Regions from separate parts of the Homo sapiens genome. Here region 2 is linked to region 1. A link is an interaction called in ENCODE POLR2A ChIA-PET data of the cell type or tissue named here. Cell type or tissue: GM12878. All regions are shown on one strand. Links, peaks and the distances in the headings refer to the core of each region. The heading gives the core; the rest is flanking DNA. Region 1 overlaps BCL2 (BCL2 apoptosis regulator). Region 2 overlaps BCL2 (BCL2 apoptosis regulator).

Region 1 (8,866 bases), core at 680-8,679:
GCAGACGGCACAGCTTTAAAGCGATCCAGCAAACGAACTCTGCCCATTTGGGGCATGTGATTTTTGACAATGACTGTCTGGCTCAATTAGACCCAACCTGGGAGTGAACTCTGTTTTCAACATTGTCATATAGCTTGTTTGTTATTCGGACATCCCCTCGGGCTTAGATTCCACCCCCCTCCCCTGCAAGCCTTCTCTAGATCCTAAGGTCCTTGAGGACAGAGTCTTGCTCAATCTCTTTTTGTCTCCCGCCAGTGTCTGGGCCCTTTGCATCCCTTTGTAAATGTTTGTTGCACAGGTGACTGTAAAACACCTAGGCCCGAGGCCTTCACCCCCAAGGAGTCAGTTTCTCCACGGCTCCTTTTCCGGTTGTGTAGCCATTTAGCCTGAGAGAGGTTTGGGATAGGAGAGGTCTCTCCAGGATTCCTGATGAGTGTGGATGAGCCTGCTGAGCAGGGTATGGAAGCAGAAGCAGCCATTGGCCAGGGATGTGGTTGGAGGGATAAACACAGAAGATGCCTGCGGCTCCCCAAGCCAGGGAGGTCTGCAGCTAGGGGCCTGGAAGATGGAGACAAGGCAGTCAGAGAACAATGAAGACAGAGCCAGAGCCATGAAAAGTGACAGCAGCAAACCCAGAGAGAGGGACAGAGACCAACAGAGTCACACCCAATGAGGTTCATCCAAACCAAGACACTTCCCTCCATGGTTGTCAGCCCTGAGCTCCTGTTTCCTCCCTTGGGTTGTAAATTCCTCCTGAGCAGTGGTTGTGTTTATTCATCTTGGTATCCTTAGAGCCTTGCAGGGCACCACATGGGGGCTGGCACATGGTAGGCGCCCAATAATAATTTTGAACCTGAATTGAATTAATAAAAATATTCTTCTATTTTTATTTATTTATTTATTTATTATTATACTTTAAGTTTTAGGGTACATGTGCACAATGTGCAGGTTAGTTACATATGTATACATGTGCCATGCTGGTGCGCTGCACCAACTAACTCGTCATCTAGCATTCACATTTTCTTAATCCAGTCTATCATTGTTGGACATTTGGGTTGGTTCCAAGTCTTTGCTATTGTGAAAAATATTCTTCTATTAATTGACTTGAGGATTTCACAGTCTCTCTTGAAAATCTATCTACAGGGCTACCAAGGTTTCCATTACCTTGAACGCTGACGTTCACGCCTTAAATCTAACTGTGCTTTCTTGCCATGGCTTAAGTTCATTTCTCCTCCAGTGGTTTCAAATGCATGGAATGATTTTTCAGCCATTCAGGAAGAAGGAATGCTGTGTATAAAGCCTGGATTCAATAAAGCCAGATTTTTGAAAAACAGCTCTTTAGCATCTTCTACTACAGACACTGGTCTGGGCAGGGCTTTTTATTTTATTGAATCCAGCTGAAGAGCTTGACTACATTAATAATGGGCTTCATTTCCAACCACTGCCTCCCAGTCTTTCCCCCTAAAAGCCTCATGGTACTTAAGCAACTGCTAATACAGGAATAATTGTCAGTGGCATCACTTCCTGCCGTGATTTGACCACCAGGATGAGGTTTTCTTCTTGTACCTAATCTGGAGTTCTCAGGCATACCATGTCTGGGGCTGCCAGATCATATTTAAAATTTGTAAGCAAATCTAATGGCAGCTGTGATTTGAGTTGTATTGAGTTTATGTTGAGAAAGTAGGATTTGGGAAGATTCTCTTGGGTATGTAGTAATATTTTTCTGGAGCAAGCCTACCTAAAGATTGCCCAGAGGTTCAAATCTCTTATTTCTACAGAGCATGGAAGGGTGGTACCATATCACAGGGTCCTGAGGGCGGACTGGAAGATTTTACTCCATTCATTTCAAAGAAAACTCTATTTGTTCAGCTCCCATACCACCACCATACTTCTTTCTGAAGCTTCCCTGGAAGATGACATCTCACCATCAGTTTTCTTTACACTGGACTTGACTCATGATGGATTTAGTACACATAACTGTAACATGGTATCCATACAGAAGATAAGCTCCTCTTTGCTTCAATGAAAAAGGCCATATAAAAGCACACACCTATTAACAGGAATATAGCACAGCCACTAAGAGCACAGACTCTGAAGAGTCTGATTGCCAGATTGCCAGAGTTTGAGTCTAGCTTAGCCACTATGTGACTTTGGACAACTTCCCTCCAATACTTTGATCTCCTCATGTGTGAAGTGGGGAATATAATAGTGCCTACTTTTTAAAGTCACTATGAAGTTTAAGATGAATGGATATTTGTTAAGTGCTTAGATCAGTGCTTGTACACAGTGCTATATAAATGACTATTGTTGTGTGTTTTTTTTCATTTTACTGAATATCCAATACATTATTCCTCTCCACATAACTTCCTACTAGGATAAAAAGTAAAGTTTCTCTTTCAGGCAACATGCAATCAAATTTAACAGCTGGCCAAAAGTTTAGTAAGACCTTGCTTATTACACCTTTTTGGCAATATTAAAATAATATTTGTTTCAATCTAAAGGTTGCTTCATCTGCTGTTATAGGGCTAGGCACTGTGGGGCCAATAGGAGTGAAATATGTGATACCCCTCCCAAAAGAACTTGCAATCAAACAATATTGGAAAATATAAGAAGTGATATATTAGGTAGCAAAACAAAACTGAAGAGCAGATGTGATGAACTATTGGAGAAGTTTAGGAGATGTAGACATTAGTGACAGCTTGAATGGTCAGGTGAGGAAGGTAAGGAGATTTTCAGGTGGGATGAGCTGAGCTGGAAGAATGGGTTAAGATTTGGGTGATGAAGGTAAGAGTGCTCCCAGAAGGTAAAGATACAGACAGTGGTAAGGAAGGGTGGCCAGCCATGGTGACTCACACCTGTAATCCCAGCACTTTGGGAGGCCGAGGTGGACCAATGACTTGAACCGAGGAGTTCAAGACCAACCTTGGCAACATAGCCAGACCCCATCTCTACAAAAACTAGCCAGACATAGTGGCACATGCCTATAGTCCCAGCTACTCAGGAGGTTGAGGCAAGAGGATCACTTGATCCTGGGAATTCAAGGCTGCAGTGAGCTATAATTGCGACTGCACTCCAGCCTGAGTGACAGAGCAAAAGTTTCTCAATTTAAAGGAAGGAAGGAGGGAAGGAAGGAGGGATGGAAAGAAGGAAGGAAGGAGGGAAGGAAAGAAGGAAGGAGGGCAGAGTTTGGGGGTTTGGGAGGGTGAAGGCATGGAAATGAAGGCTCTGGTGTCTTCCTTGGAGGAGCAGTGAGGATGCTGCCCTAGTGGTAGCCAAGGATTAATTGTGCCAAGAGCATAGATGGTGCTAGAAAATCAGGCGACAGTAGCTGGATTATGAAGGTCTTCACAAAGCAGGCAAATGAGTTCAGATTTGGTTTAATAGAAAATAGGAAGTGAGAAAGAGGTAAGAAACACGATCTAGAATGCTGGCCAGCTGTGTCACCCGCGTGCCTGCCTGCACCAGTAGTGTCCCCGAGCTGGGCCTGACACCATTCTTTGGTGATGGTGGAATAAAGGCAAGTTGAAGAAATAAAAACATGTTCATATATGTGAGTTCCCAAGACAAACCACAGCAGATCCCAGGAATGTGTTTCTGATTGAGCAATGAAGACGTGTTGGTGGGGTTTTGGTTGGGGTGGGTGTGGGTGTCATCTCTGTTTCATGAGGTCTAAATTTCTACTGGCTCAGAAAAAGAACTTTGAGCAGTTTTTTGTTTATATGGGTCATCATCGTCTTCAATTTTTGTGGAGTTTTCTCAGAGCTTCTTGATGGTCTGCTAATACTAAAATAAATATATTAGGCCTTTTGCCTGTCTCTTCTTTTCTGTCACTGGGTGATGGCCTTTGTTTCCTCTAATGGACACATTCCAGATTTGAGTGCGGAGCGGGCAGTCCCTGGCTGCTCATGTCTGACATCGTTCCCTCCCTGTGTAGCAAAGGGAAATCAACAGCACGTGGGAGGGGGAATCTGTGTTCTAAGAACTGCTTTGGTTTACACATCTATAGATAACACTCAACCAGCACTGCAGGTCACATGGACCGGCTGGTGAGGCTGAGGATGAGTCACTTTTAAATTACTCATAGAGAAAGAAATATGTTTCTGAAAGCCAGAGTGGTTGGCTTACACATGGAGGTAAGAGAGAAAGCAGGCAGCTTCATAAAGCACTCAGACCTCCTGTGACAGCTGACGTGGTGTGTAGTGCGTCAGGTGGGAAGACGGGGCCCTGCGTCCTCAGCAATGTATTTGGAGGTGAGGCTTTTTGTTGATGGGAACCCCTGTGCTGGGACTTGGGGGTATTTAGGATACATTTCCATCTAGCTAGACTTTCTCTTACAGTCCCACTTTGTAAATGGCCCTAGGACCCTTGATTAACTTTCAGTAACACAGTCTAGTGGTGAACACCAAGCCATCTGAGGCTGAAATATGGAGAAGTATGTCAGTCCAACAGAAGGTCAGATGGGGAGGGGCGAGGGAGCTTTCAGAAAGTCTTGGAGTACAAGGGCCTCAGCTGAGCCTCGAAGGTCTTCATTCGTTGCAAAGAAGAAGGAATTCTGTCCCAAGCGAGATGGAAAGATCATCTGAGCAAAAAGAAAGCATCAGTGACAGAGGCTGCAACTTCATTTCACTGGCTGAGTCTAAATTTTTTTCACAGGAAAAAATATACAGAAGACAAGAGAACAATCACCAAGGAAGCCCAAGGCACTGCTTACTAAATTGGTCCAAGGGGGGGATTTCACCAAATGCAAATGAACAAAGAACAATACATGTGACTCAAAATATCCGTTATGCTCTTAATACTTACGAGAGGGTGTGAGGCAGGGAGGTGACCTTTTCAAGGGTTGAAAGCTGTCAACTTTTCAACCACATTGTTTTCATTGCTGGGAGATTGAAGACAGGATCACCTCAGGGTACCATTTTGGAAAAGTGATTTAAAAAAAATTAAAAACTCCTTCCTGCATAATGTTTTGGGACATTTTGAATTGTTTTTGCCGTGAAGACATAGAATTCAGGTGTCCAGGAAATACTGCAACCTTTTATGAGAAATGAATACCCAGAAGTCTAGAGCTGCCTGGCACTCACTCTGGCAGGTCTTCCACCTCTGGTCCCTCTCCAGCAGAAGGGCTAGTGAGCAGTTTAGGACCCCTGGAGCAGGGGTACCCTTACCCCCACCCCAAAGGAAGCGATGTGGCTTTTTTCTCGCAGCCCCGCCCCCATCCCTTTGACAGGTCACTAGAACAACAGAGTGCCCAAGTGGAGACAGGGAGGAATGTGATGGTTGGAGGGACCTAAAAATAACCATTTTTCCCTCATCCTGAATGTGCTACCCTGGGCCAGACATTCCCTGAAGGGCTCCTCTGAAATCTGGGAAACAGGAAATGCTAAGAAAATCTCTAATTTGCCTGGTCATGTGAACTCCTCTCGGTGTTGAAACAGAATTTTGGAAGAGGGGACTCTGCACTGTGGTTGAGCCCTCCTAATCAGAGAACATTTGCCCCTATGAGAATATGGTGGATGTGACTATTCAGCCTCAACTTCCCTCTTTCTAAACATGTAAACTCTGATGCCTAAAGAACAAAACCAGAAAAGAAACCCACTCGGTCTTAGTTGCGTATCTGAGTGCCGACAGGGCGGCTGAGAGGGGCCCACGTGCCTGTCGCTAAAAAGCCCCTTTGGCATTTCATAACAGGACCCAATCCCGCAGACTTGTCTGTGCAGGCTCACGCACCATCTTCAAAACCTTTACTACCTGTATTTGTAGTAGATGATTAATGATTAGGCTTTCTTCCCACACATTTGGCTTTGATAATCTCCACTCAAAAATATTCAGATGCAAATAATTTAAAAACAAAGTGGCTCCAAGGGCTCTTTCTGGGAGGATGGAAATGCTGCATATCTTGATAGGGGAGTGAGTTAAAGGGATGTATGCCTTTGTCAATATTCATAAAACTGTACACATGATATATTCATTTTGTTGTATGTAAATGATACTGAGAATGAAAACTCTTAAGATAATAAAGTGGGTTGAGTTTGGAAACCAGAAAAAGTGGACACGATGTAAATGACCCCGCTGAAAACGATTCGAGTTGGCCAGCAGAAACTAAGAAATGCGTACGCGTGGGCAGTCCCCACTGTGCGGGGAAATCTTTGCAAGGTGAGCAGATTCAGCTCAGCTCATAGAAACTCCAGCTGATTCTGCACATTCATCTGTGTTTTTGTAGGTGTTTTTGGTGTCTTTGTGTCCATTTCTGTTTGGCTCATTTCCCTACTCAATTGGATTTTGACTTCTATTTCCTGAATACAACACCCCCGCAATACCTAATATCCCAGGCCTGTGAAAAGTGAATGCCTAATAAATGTCCACTCACTCACTGAGATGGACTGCTTCTCCTGTCTCTGTTACATTCTATCAAAATTAGCCAGTGCATTTGGCCCTAAATGCATTTGTAAAAATGGAAAGTAAAAGGAGAAACATTCATACTTGTACTAGTTTTGAGAAAATTCCCAGTTATCTCTGCTTCTAAAAGAAATCCGTTTCAGAACTTTTACTTGGGAAAAATTGCTTTTGCCTAACAGGAAAAATAAAACATAGACTCCAGACGCAGTGATGTTCGTGTGAAATTAAGAAAACAGAGTTAATGTTGATGTCTTAGTGGAGGCGAAGGTACGCTTCCTTTCTCTCTTTTTCCCCCTTTTCAAGGCAAATCAGAAGACCGGGTGTGGAAATTCCTGCAGGTTTGCTCTGTGTCGGTTTGCACGTTTGTAGATGGAGTTTCATGCTTTTTCTCACTAGTCAGTCTTTTTGTCATCATCTCATCTTGAAACTAGAGAGGAAGGGAATGGAAGGGCAAATTGCTAATATCAGAGACCTCTGGAAATTCCCCTTTTATGGTACATGAGTATTTAAGAACAGTTCTCTTTCAGTTGTGTTTTTGTGATTTTGGTGACACTCAGTGGGCCCAGCCCTGCCTCTAGTCAGACTCCAGTGTCCTTCAGCAGCTCTCTAGGGCATGGGCTGGAGGCAGTGGGATGGGGGGTTAACGTGAATTGCACTGCTTTGGAAAAACAGCCCAAGAGAGATCCTTTTTTTAAAGTAGATAACCTGAGCATAAATCTATACTCACATGATTTTTAAAAATTAACTTATCTAGCATCTTTTATAAACTGATAAATCTCTCATGAATTAATGACTCACCAGTGCCTAAATGGTGGGCAGACAGGCGGCGCTATAAATTTCTCTTGGCATTTTGTGTGTCATTATATATGATAAGTTCCAGTAATGGCCTGGCTTCATTGAAGGTTATTTTAAAGGAAGAAGCTTTTTATCCCACATGGTTTCAGGCAATACCTTATTGAAGATGACTTAGACCTTGGATTCTGGGGTTGGAACAGGCTTGTGTCCACTGCCTAAACAGGGCCAGCACAGCTTCGTGGGGGGCCTCTGGAGGAAGGGGCCCCAGGAAGGAGTCAGGTCTTTCTGCTCACTGGCTGTCAGGCTGCCTGGGGGTCTCGGAGGGTCCAGAGCAACTGATGGCTGGTGTGGAGGAGAGCGTGTGACAGCCAGTCCCAAGGCCAGGCTATGAGAGACTATGCTAATTAGTGAAGTCCCTGGTAGGGCCAGGTCACTCGGCCACCAGGTAAAAAGTACCAGGTTATTTCTGCCTTGGCAGAAGGAGAAGGTGCATGAATATTACTCATTAATACGCCTCAAGGAACCACTAGGTTAGACAACAAAATACCTTCTGCATCCACTCCCCTATTACTTCCTCACTCCCCAAACATCCTTTCAGTCTGCTCCTCCAGCTTGAGAAACCAGGAGGGTCTTCCTACCGAGTGGTGCCTCCCGAGCCTCTGGGGTACAGCTTGTGACCCTCCTCAATCAAATGAATCCCAGGGTTCCAGGCCAGGTGAGTATAGATGGACTTGGAGCTTTTCTTATGAAATGTCTTGAGCTGAGTTTCTTTTTCCTGCTACGCCGAACTCTGTATATGTTTGTTTTTGTTCTAATTTTGGCTTCAGAAAAAAAAAAGAAGAAAAGAAAAGAAAAAGAATGTTTGGGTACAGTGTAAAAGTTTTCTCAGATCCAGATTGGAAACTCCCTCATCACTCTGAAACCGGACAGGTGCTGAGCGGTATTTGTTTCTCTGTCAATAAACAGCACGTACTTGGCCTAGACATAAACTCCTGCGGGAGCAGTGGTGCACATGGGCCTATTTCAGTGTTTGGGAAGGACTGAAGGGCCCTGAATTAGGAGGAAGGTCTGCTTCTCACCCCTTCTCTTTTGATCTTCTGATAGAGACCACATAGTGTTCTCTTCATGGTATTTTGATGGCATATGGCGTATAAACACAGGTGTGACCTTTACACAGTGCACTGCGTTACAATTATAATAAGTGAGAGGAGATAAAGCCAGCTGGAGTTTAAGGTTAACGCTGAAAACAGCGAACGCTAATTTTCACTGAAAACAATGTCACAGAGCAAGGCGTAGGTGCCCCTTTTCAACTGCCGCGTGCATGGTTCTATGAACAGCCCCAGGTGAAGGGTTTCCATGAAATAAGCCACCTCCTGGGGTACAGAAATACTTAGTGATGCATCCTCTGAGGATCCCCTTTGGGACCACCCTCCTGGGCGGCATATCCCAAATCCTTGTTTGGATGGGAAGGGAGCATTAGGTAACTTCACTTGGAACAAGGTACCATGATTATGTCTGGTCCTGTTTTCCGTGCTGACAGGCAGTTCACCTCTCCGGGACTCAGTGTCCTTGATTTTAAAATAAGGGACTTTGACCATATTCCTTCAGTTTCTTGCCTTCTGGTTTTTTACACAAGAGGCTCAGCCCAGAAGCCTAACCCCAGATGCATACTTAA
Region 2 (8,866 bases), core at 508-8,507, 130 kb before region 1:
TTGTGTTGAAGTGATAGTATTTTGGATGTATTAGTTTAATAAAATATACTAAACGTGACCACTAAAAATTTAAAATTACATATGTGGTTCCCATTATATTTCTTTCTTTCTTTTTTTTTTGAGACAGAGTTTCGCTGTGTCGCCCAGGCTGGAGTGCAGTGGCGTGATCTTGGCTCACTGCAACCTCCGCCTCCAGGGTTCATGCCATTCTCCTGCCTCAGCCTCCCAAGCAGCTGGGACTACAGGCGCCCGCCACCATCCCCAGCTAAATTTTTTGTATTTTTAGTAGAGACAGGGTTTCACCGTGTTAACCAAGATGGTCTCAATCTCCTGAACTCGTGGTCCGCCCGCCTCGGCCTCCCAAAGTGCTGGGATTACAGGCGTGAGCCACCGTGCGGGGCCGGTTCCCATTATATTTCTATTGGACAGCACTGGTCTAGACTGCTAACCATTTATTGCACAATGTGGTCACCTTTTTATTCCCATAGTTGGATATTACTATATAGGAGGATAGAAAGACCTTTCCTTTTTTCTTCAATGAGCTACAGTTGTGTAGCCCTTTTTAAAGTTCATTCATATTCATGTTCTTGTGGCTCCCATTGTCAGTCTGCTGAGCTGGGCAGGGAAGGCCTCACCATACTTTTACAGGTGAGCATACTGAAGTGTAAGAGGTCACTGTTGCCAGCCTGCCCTAAGAGTTAAGCCAAGAATAAAACTTCAGTAGTTTCTGGGTGGACGTGGTGGCTCATGCCTGTAATCCCCGCACTGTGGGAGACCGAGGCTGGAGGATCACTTGAGCCCAGGTGTTCAAGACTAGCTTGAGCAACTTAGCAAAACCCTGCCTCTACAAAACACAAAACAATTAAGCCAATCATGGTGGCGTGTGCCTGTAGTTTCAGCTGCTTGGGAGGCTGAGATGGGAGGATCCCTTGAGGCTGAGATGGGAGGTTGAGGCTGCAGTGAGCCATGATTGTGCCACTCCACTCCAGCCTGGATGACAGAGTGAGACCTTGTCTCAAAAAAAAGGACTTCAGTAGTTTCTAACTCTTGCCAGGCTGGACCATTACAGCTGGGTTGGGAAGGTTGGAAATAGAACTTTCGACTTCTATTCTAGTGTCTATTAAAAATACACTAAAATTTATGCATGGAAATATTTACTTTTATTTCTGTACCAAAGATGATAGAACACAGCCCACTTAGAAGTATTTCTGTGTGCATGTGTATGTAAATACACACAAACATGCTCTGCAGCTGGCTAATAAAACACAGTAATCAAAGCCTATAGTGGATATTCAGTGTAAAGGTAAGACTTGCTGAATTTTGAGGCCCATTGGGGAAGGGCAGGGTCAGGGTGAGACAAGCATGTGGTCACAACCAGGGGGCGTTTTCTTCTGTTGGGAGTCAACTACTGTTAGGGAAAATTCCTGGCAGCGTGGAGCAAGGTTGGTGGATCCCACCTGTCAGAAAATCCTGAGACTGGGTTTAGTCCTTGAGGGATGGAAGGACAAGGCAGGTACCCTGGACCAAAGAGGCAAGGGATCCAACCCAGGTAGTCACCCAGCATTGGGGATGGCTTAGGAAAAAGGTTGGGGAGGTGCAGTTCTAAGGAAGAAGAGAGAATTGATCAAGAAGAGGAGGTGGATATGGGTGAGAGCTGTGTAGTTGTTGAGGACATTTAGGGCAACGGGCCTTGGGTTGTATTCTTCTGACCCGCCAGGCACTTGCTGTTTGGGCATGTCATATACTCTTCTGAGCTTTCATTTCTTCATCTGCAAATGGGGAAGTTGAGTTACAGGGTCCCTCACTAACATTTTGTGATTCTATGAGTTTCGAAGGCCAGAGAATCAGCAAGAATTGTATTAATAAGCTATCAATGATGGTATAAAGGTTTTGCTTCTCACTGCTGCTCTTTCTGCTGTCTGATGTGCTGGGGGCACTGAGGTCTATGGCAAATGAGATCATTGGCCTGGACCATTCACTTGGCCCTTGACAGACACAAGTTGGGTCTAGGATTTCTTTGCAACTATAGCCAATACATACATATTGTAGTATAATATCTAAAAACATTTATACCTACTTGTCTTTCTTGGTTCTCTCTGTTCTCCTTGTCCCTACACTTTCTATGAATTATAATAATAATAATAATTATTACTATTATTATCTTTTTTTGAGATGGAGTCTCGCTCTGTCTCCCAGGCTGGAATGCAGTGGCACAATCTCGGCTCACTGCAACCTCTGCCTCCCAGGTTCAAGCAGTTCTCTGCCCCAGCCTCCTGAGTAGCTGGGACTATAGGCACTCGCCACCATGCCTGGCTAATTTTTTTTTTTTTTTTTGGTATTTTCAGTAGAGATGGGGGTTTCACCGTCTTGGCCAGGCTGGTCTTGACCTCGTGATCCACCCACCTTGGCCTCCCAAAGTTCTGGGATTACAGGTGTAAGCCACCGAACTCAGCCAAATTATAATTATTTCTTATCTCCTATCTTCAGAGTCTAGTGTTACACAGATAGTAATTCTCCAACATTGCTCATATGATTTAGTAAATCACTGCATGTTCTCGGTTTAGAAGGATTTTCCCTGTCTTATACCTTCTATGAATTAAAAAGCTTTTGGACCATGGATGAATGACATAAGAATTTAACTACTTTTTTTTTTCTTTTCTTTTGAGGCGGATTCTCACTCTGTCGCCCAGGCTGGAGTGCAGTGGTGTGATCTTGGCTCACTGCAACCTCAGCCTCCCGGGTTCAAGTGATTCTCCTGCCTCAGCCTCCTGAGTAGCTGGAACTACAGGTGTGTGCCACCACACCCAGCTAATTTTTTGTATTTTTAGTAGAGACAGGGTTTCACCATGTTGGTCAGGCTAGTCTTGAATTCCTGACCGCAAATGATCTACCGGCCTCGGCCTCCCAAAGTGCAGGGATTACAGGTGTGAGCCACCCTGCCCAGCCTACTTTTTCTTTTTAAAGAATTTATTTTAATTGGGTTTCGTAAATGCAGGGATACAAAAGCTATTGGATCTTGAGATAGCTTTGTATTTTGTAGAGAATCATCCCAGGAGCACATTCCCTCACTGAGGGTTCCAGCCACCTCTTCCGCCTCATTATACTTTGCTTAGCACCGAGAAGTCTGGCATCGTTTCTGTTGGAATGAAAAGATTGGCAGAGCTGCCCTGGACAACAGCACTGCAAAACACTGTGGCAGAAGGTTTGGTCTACATACCAAGGCAGCCAAAGTATTAATTGCATTCTCTGTGATCACAAAATAAGGCGCTGAATTATTCTCTTCATGTTTTAAGAATGACAGGCTTTTGCTCTGCCAGCTCCAAGCATAGTGCATCACATGGAAAGGAGATGCTAGATTTGCAAAAAAAAAAAGAGAAAAAAAGCACAGGAGTGAAGATCTCTGGTAGCCAGCTGCTTCCTAAAAAAGATTTAAAGCTGAACTGTTGCATGAGAGGTACCTATAAAAGATCAGGAGCCGGGTGAGGAAGTGTTTCCATAAATTTACATACTCTGTTAAAACATGTTCTATTTTGGAATCTTACTTTAGATTTTGAAATGGGACTTTTCACGTTGCTGGCTATACTTTGATCCCATTTTCCTTTGTTTTGGTGTATTTACTGGAGAAAACTGGTTATGATATTTCTATATGTACTTGTCTCCCCCCAGCCCCAGAACAAGCACCATATGTGAGTATTCCAGATATCCAAGGTCCTCTGGACACCCCAGTCTCTTCCACAAAGCTGCCTCCTCAGAGCCTGCTGTCCCGTCTTCTAGGAATGTACCCATTTGAAAACCCACACTCACACTACCACAACACATACACTGTTTCTTGCTGGTCGTTCCTTTAATCTCAGTGGAAGATATCTCATAGAGAACTGTTGGTGATTGCTTAACTTGGTTGGGAGGAAAATAGATCAAGCAGGTGACAACCTGCATATTGGGGATTTTCCTATGCTGAAAATTGTTATTCTGTTGCAGCACTCCACCCTCCCTTCACAGCCCCAAAAAAGAGAAGTACGAGTGCTGCTGATGTTCAGGGTTTGAATATGTTTTGGTTTAAGATGTTCAGTGGAATTAGAGAGAATTTCATCCTGGGCAGTGCAGTCAGGCTGGAGGAGTATTTTGGTTTCATATTACTAAACCTTGTTTTCCCATCCCAGCTGCTTGTGTGCTATCTTGGGGCCACTGAGAACCTGGCTGGGCTCTGCGGGGTGGGAGTGTTGTCCCGGGGCTGAGTCCAGCCAGGGGTGAGGTCGTCTTGGTGCACATCTTGCACGTTGCATGAAGCTCAGAGCCCAGCTTGGCTCTTGTGAACTTCCCCTGTGGGGACACACCCTCCAACCAAAGTGAGGGTCCAGCGGCCACCAGGTTGTGACATGAGAGCCGTCGCTATTATTACTCATCACCTGCAGCAGCAGGAAGGGTGCCCAGACCACAGAAATCTTCTGTCTCTGGGCCCGTGCCTACTGCAGTTGGCAGAGAGCTCCTGAGCTCCTTCCCTAATGCGTGGTGGGAGAGCGCTTTCTTCAGCACTTTCTTCACAGGGTTTCCTGCAGTGGGAGTCTTCCTGATGCTCTTTACCCCCATACTTATTTCACTCCCAGAATCAAGGAGAACTGTTAAGCCATTCCTCAGTACGATGTGTCATGGCTGAAGAACCATTCATTCAAGACATTGGTGAAGAGGGTTCTTTCATTGCCTTTCTTCAACGACGGTTTATTTGCTGTCCATTTGCTGAGCACCTGGGTGGTGCCAACATGAACCCATTTCCTTCTGTGCGCAAGCCCCCCCTTTCTATTACCAGAGTGCAGATCCCAGCTAGCATGGTACGTGTGAGTGCGCTGTATAAAGTCTGGAACCACAATTAGAAAGGAAAGCCTTTCTAAAGGTATTTTGTCTTGATATTCATTAACCTATTAGATTGCCATTCTTTCATATCTAAGATGATCATAACATGTCTCATCCAAGCTGAGACACTTGTTATTAATCATTATTCTGGGACAATAGGGTAGGCCAGGATGGTCCCAGGCAAGCTGATGTCTAGAGTAATAACCCTGCACATATGAATCTTTTGAAGGATTGGGCATGATTTTTTTTTTTTTTTTTTTTTGCACTGGGGTTGGCTGGGGCTAGGAGTTTGTGATGAATCCTTCCAGTATTTTTCTGAAAACCAGTGAACTATTTTGTAGGTTTCTGTGTCGTTAGAAACATGCAAACCTATCCACTAAAACCACTCCAGTTGATCTATTAAGTCATTCGTTAGGTCTTACCTGGACTCTCTTCACTGTCACTATCATGATCTGTCCACATCACTGGCCCTTTCTCCTATCACCTAGCTCTCCTGTGAGCCCAGCACTGATATAAAGTGGTTTCTAGTCTTCTTGGACTCTCAATTTAACTTGCTTCCCATGGGAATCTTCTAACTGTTTCCCCAAACCACCTTGTAGACATTCATTTCTTTGTTTAGGATTCTAAGAATAGGAAAGAGAGACATAAGCTAGATTCCATTCCTGTTTCAGTAAGATTATCTTTCCAACACAAGAAAGGAATACATCTAAAAAATTCTTTCAGCATTTTTTCCCGCTTTATTGAGAAAAAAAAAAAAAGAAATACTCATGAGTACTCCAGGGCCTCGGTTGATAGTGTGACAAAAATAGTTCCAACTAAACTAAGTAACTCAAGGCTATTTGCTTTATCTTTGTACTCTTTCATGTGTTCCCGAGTCTTTTACAGATTGGGATGGTACACTTTGGTTTAAATTGCAAACTCTTGTATTTAACTTCCTCTGAATGATTCAGGACGGGGCTGTGGACCTGTTGACACTTGATGAGTATTGGTTTCTAGTGCAAATGATGACCTGTTGAAGGGCATCAGGCATATCTGAAGGTAGCTGTCCAACTAGGTCACGTTCCCATCAACACTGTATTGTGAATCTTTGGTAAGAAGAGTGATAACTTTTTGCAAAATGTAGTTTTTAAAAATAACCGTGAACTTCAGTGTCCCCAGTCAAAATAATAATTCATTTGGGGAACAATTTAGAGATTCTTTCGACAAATACAGAGAAATGGAAGCCAATCATATGCGCCTCAAGCATTTGATATTGGAAGAAAATCAGCATCTACTAAGTAACTCTTGTGAAAACCTTATCCATTTTTTGCTTTTTTGCACTTTTCAATCTGCAGCATAAATTAGGCCACAGGAAAAGGATGGCGTACCTTCAAAGAGCCAGTTGGGTTGGCTGTGTTCTTTCTATTCGTGGAAAACAGCTGTGGGTGCCGGGTGTTGAAGTCAGGCTTTTGTTCCATGCTAAGGTAGGAAGGTTTGTTCTTGAGACCTATCACTCTTCTGTGGAGGAGGAGTTCACAGATGGTGAGCCGCTTTATCACCATCTCGGAGGCTTTTGAAATATGTTGATAATGACCTGGGAAAGAGGGCCGAGTGGGATGAGGGTGGGAGTAGGAAAGAAACATTCGGCCCACACAGTGTTCATATCTTCTCTTGTTTTTGTATCTGTGGCAACTGCAGATTAAATGAATTAGGTTATTCTTTTCCATTGCCTTCTACCAAATAGAAGTACTTATTTAAGCCTTGCAGATTTTTTTCCTGCTGAGTGAAGCCTGAACTGAGCCCATGAAAGGTGATCTCTCCAAAGCAAGGGCTCCTGTTTCCTTCCTTCCATCCTGCTATCTCATTCAAGTGAAATTCCTGCCATGGCATTTATCCTGAGCTTTGTCACACAGGATTACTGTGATGGTCCTTACTATGAATGGAGTGTTAAGGTGTTTTCTTTAGCTCGAGATAAAAACCAGTTTTAGGAATGAATTCTCTTTTGCTGTGAAAAACATGTTCTAAGGGAACAAACCTCGCCTCATTTCCATTTTTACATTGAGCAAATGGTTGGGAAGTTCCTTTAATACTGTCTGTCTTGACTCATTGTCTCACTTTTTTTTTCCTGATTCTCTTGTGCGGGACCTTTTTCATCCCCACAGCTTCCGTATCGTCTGTATGCAGCTGATTCTCAAATGGGTATTTCTGCAAATTCCAGTTCTGCTTATATACTATTTCCTGATGACCCTTTCTATCTGGACTTCCTGTTGGCAGTTCAAATTAAACACATAATCAAAATATTTAATCCAAGACTAAACTCATCGTCATCCCTCCAAAACCTTCCTTGGACTCAACAGTTTCTCTTCCTGCTCTCATCACTATTCCGATCACCCAGGCTCAAAACCTAGGGTGCATTCTTCCAGCTTCTGCTCAGGTTTTTGAGCCCAGCATCCTTCACTGCCCTCCATTCCTCCCTCACTGGTCTTGCTGCCACCACCTTCTTAACTCTTCCCTAGGGGAATTCATTCACCTGCTCCAGTTTCTCCGCACTCCAGTTTATCTTATACTTTGTGATGATTTAATTAAAATTCTTCCCTGATTGTTTTTCTTCTTGAGGTGGAGTCTCGCTCTGTCACCCAGCTGGAGTACAGTGGGACCATCTTGGCTCACTGCAACCTCCGCCTCCCAGGCTCAAGTGATTCTCCTGCCTCAGCCTTTCAAGTAGCTAGGATTACAGGCATGCACCACCATGCCTGGCTAATTTTTGTATTTTTAGTAGAGGCGGGGTTTCACCATGTTGGCCAGGCTGGTCTTGAACTCCTGACCTCAAGTGATCCACCTGCCTTGGCCTCCTCGAGGGCTGGGGTTATAGGCATGAGCCACCCTTTTTTTTATTTTAAGGCTCCTCTTTTCCTAGGTAAGTCTTCATTTTCCTTTATCCAGCTGTTCAAATTCCTCTCTCCATCTTTCACTGCAACCTATGTGACATTTTCTTCATCATTCCCTGCTACTCCTTAGCAAGATTGCTATGCTCTGAACCCGCCCTGCCTTCTCTGTTCTGGGGATCTTTTTCCTGCTGTTTTTACATCCCAGAGTATTCTGTTCCCATCAGAATTCTCCATCCCTTAAGGCCCAGATCTGATCTCACCTTCAGGATGACAGTATCCCTGTTGGGAGTGACCCCGCTGATTTCTAAATCTTTACCACCTTTTCAGCCTTTTTCTTTTTTTTTGTGCCATTTTTCCAGGCCTTGTCACATGCTCTTTGATATTACTTTGATATACAAATGTTTGCTATACTTTTCCTTCTTCCTCTTCCAGGTTATAAACATGTTGAGGCCCGGGGCTGTTTTCTAAGTTGTTATTTTAGGCTTGTGTATATCCACCACCATGCCTTAAAAAAAGGCCTCACATTAGTAAGAGCTCAGTAACATTTGCTGAATGGATGAATGAAGTATGGTGGCTTTGCTATCTCTTACTTTACTTGTTCACTTCTCTCCTAGCTTCATTCATTCATTCATTCAACAATTACATATTGAGAGCCTATTATGTGCCAGGCACTGTGCTACGCATGTAGGTTTATCAGCAAGCAAAACAAGATCCCTGCCTAAATGTGCCAGCATTCTAGATTCTTCCTTAGACTCACCATCTTTGCATTCACTTTACTCAGCTCTTAAAGAAACAGTAGACAGTTATTGTAAATACTATTAGCTTTATATTTATGTTGTTCTTCTGTGATTAAACTTTGCTGCCAAGAACATTATGCTTTCTTGGTAGTTTGCAACTTGAGTTTCTGATTCTTAAAATTGGTTGCATATCCCAATGGCTGTGATGGTGTTGAAAACTCTACTTCTTTTCTCCCCTTGACTGCTGAACCAAATCATTTTCCAAGTTGCTCTGAAATATGGACAAAAGACTCCTTGATTTCAGCCCTATGTGCAGCATGGAAACTTTCACTAGGCTGTGCCTACTGACTAATAGCAAGTCAATGCCCATCTTCCCTTGGTTGCTTGCTAAATATTCTAAAACGAAAACAAAAC

The links. Peaks named below come from ENCODE experiments on the same cell type or tissue, not always from the same donor. Only the 100,000 strongest peaks of a DNase experiment are listed, where the experiment ranks them.
Region 2: POLR2A ChIA-PET joins it to region 1 with 12 read pairs; 7 of 35 experiments call an interaction of 5 or more read pairs at or near these places.

Annotation. Positions count from the first base shown.
Region 1 is chr18:63,157,113-63,165,978 of GRCh38, reverse strand. The region is part of intron 2 of BCL2 (BCL2 apoptosis regulator); the gene reads left to right. Among named protein-coding and RNA genes, the nearest start is that of BCL2, 160 kb to the left of the region's middle. RefSeq lists enhancers at 3,749-3,798, 3,999-4,288, 4,379-4,618, 5,029-5,148, 6,864-6,963 and 3 more. In GM12878, for the core only: no CTCF peak of the experiment used is centred there; DNase peaks (open chromatin) are centred at 4,108, 4,758, 6,858, 8,108 and 4 weaker places; H3K4me3 peaks cover 4,990 bases; H3K27ac peaks cover 7,073 bases.
Region 2 is chr18:63,288,467-63,297,332 of GRCh38, reverse strand. The region is part of intron 2 of BCL2 (BCL2 apoptosis regulator); the gene reads left to right. Among named protein-coding and RNA genes, the nearest start is that of BCL2, 27 kb to the left of the region's middle. In GM12878, for the core only: no CTCF peak of the experiment used is centred there; no DNase peak of the experiment used is centred there; H3K4me3 peaks cover 932 bases; H3K27ac peaks cover 1,680 bases.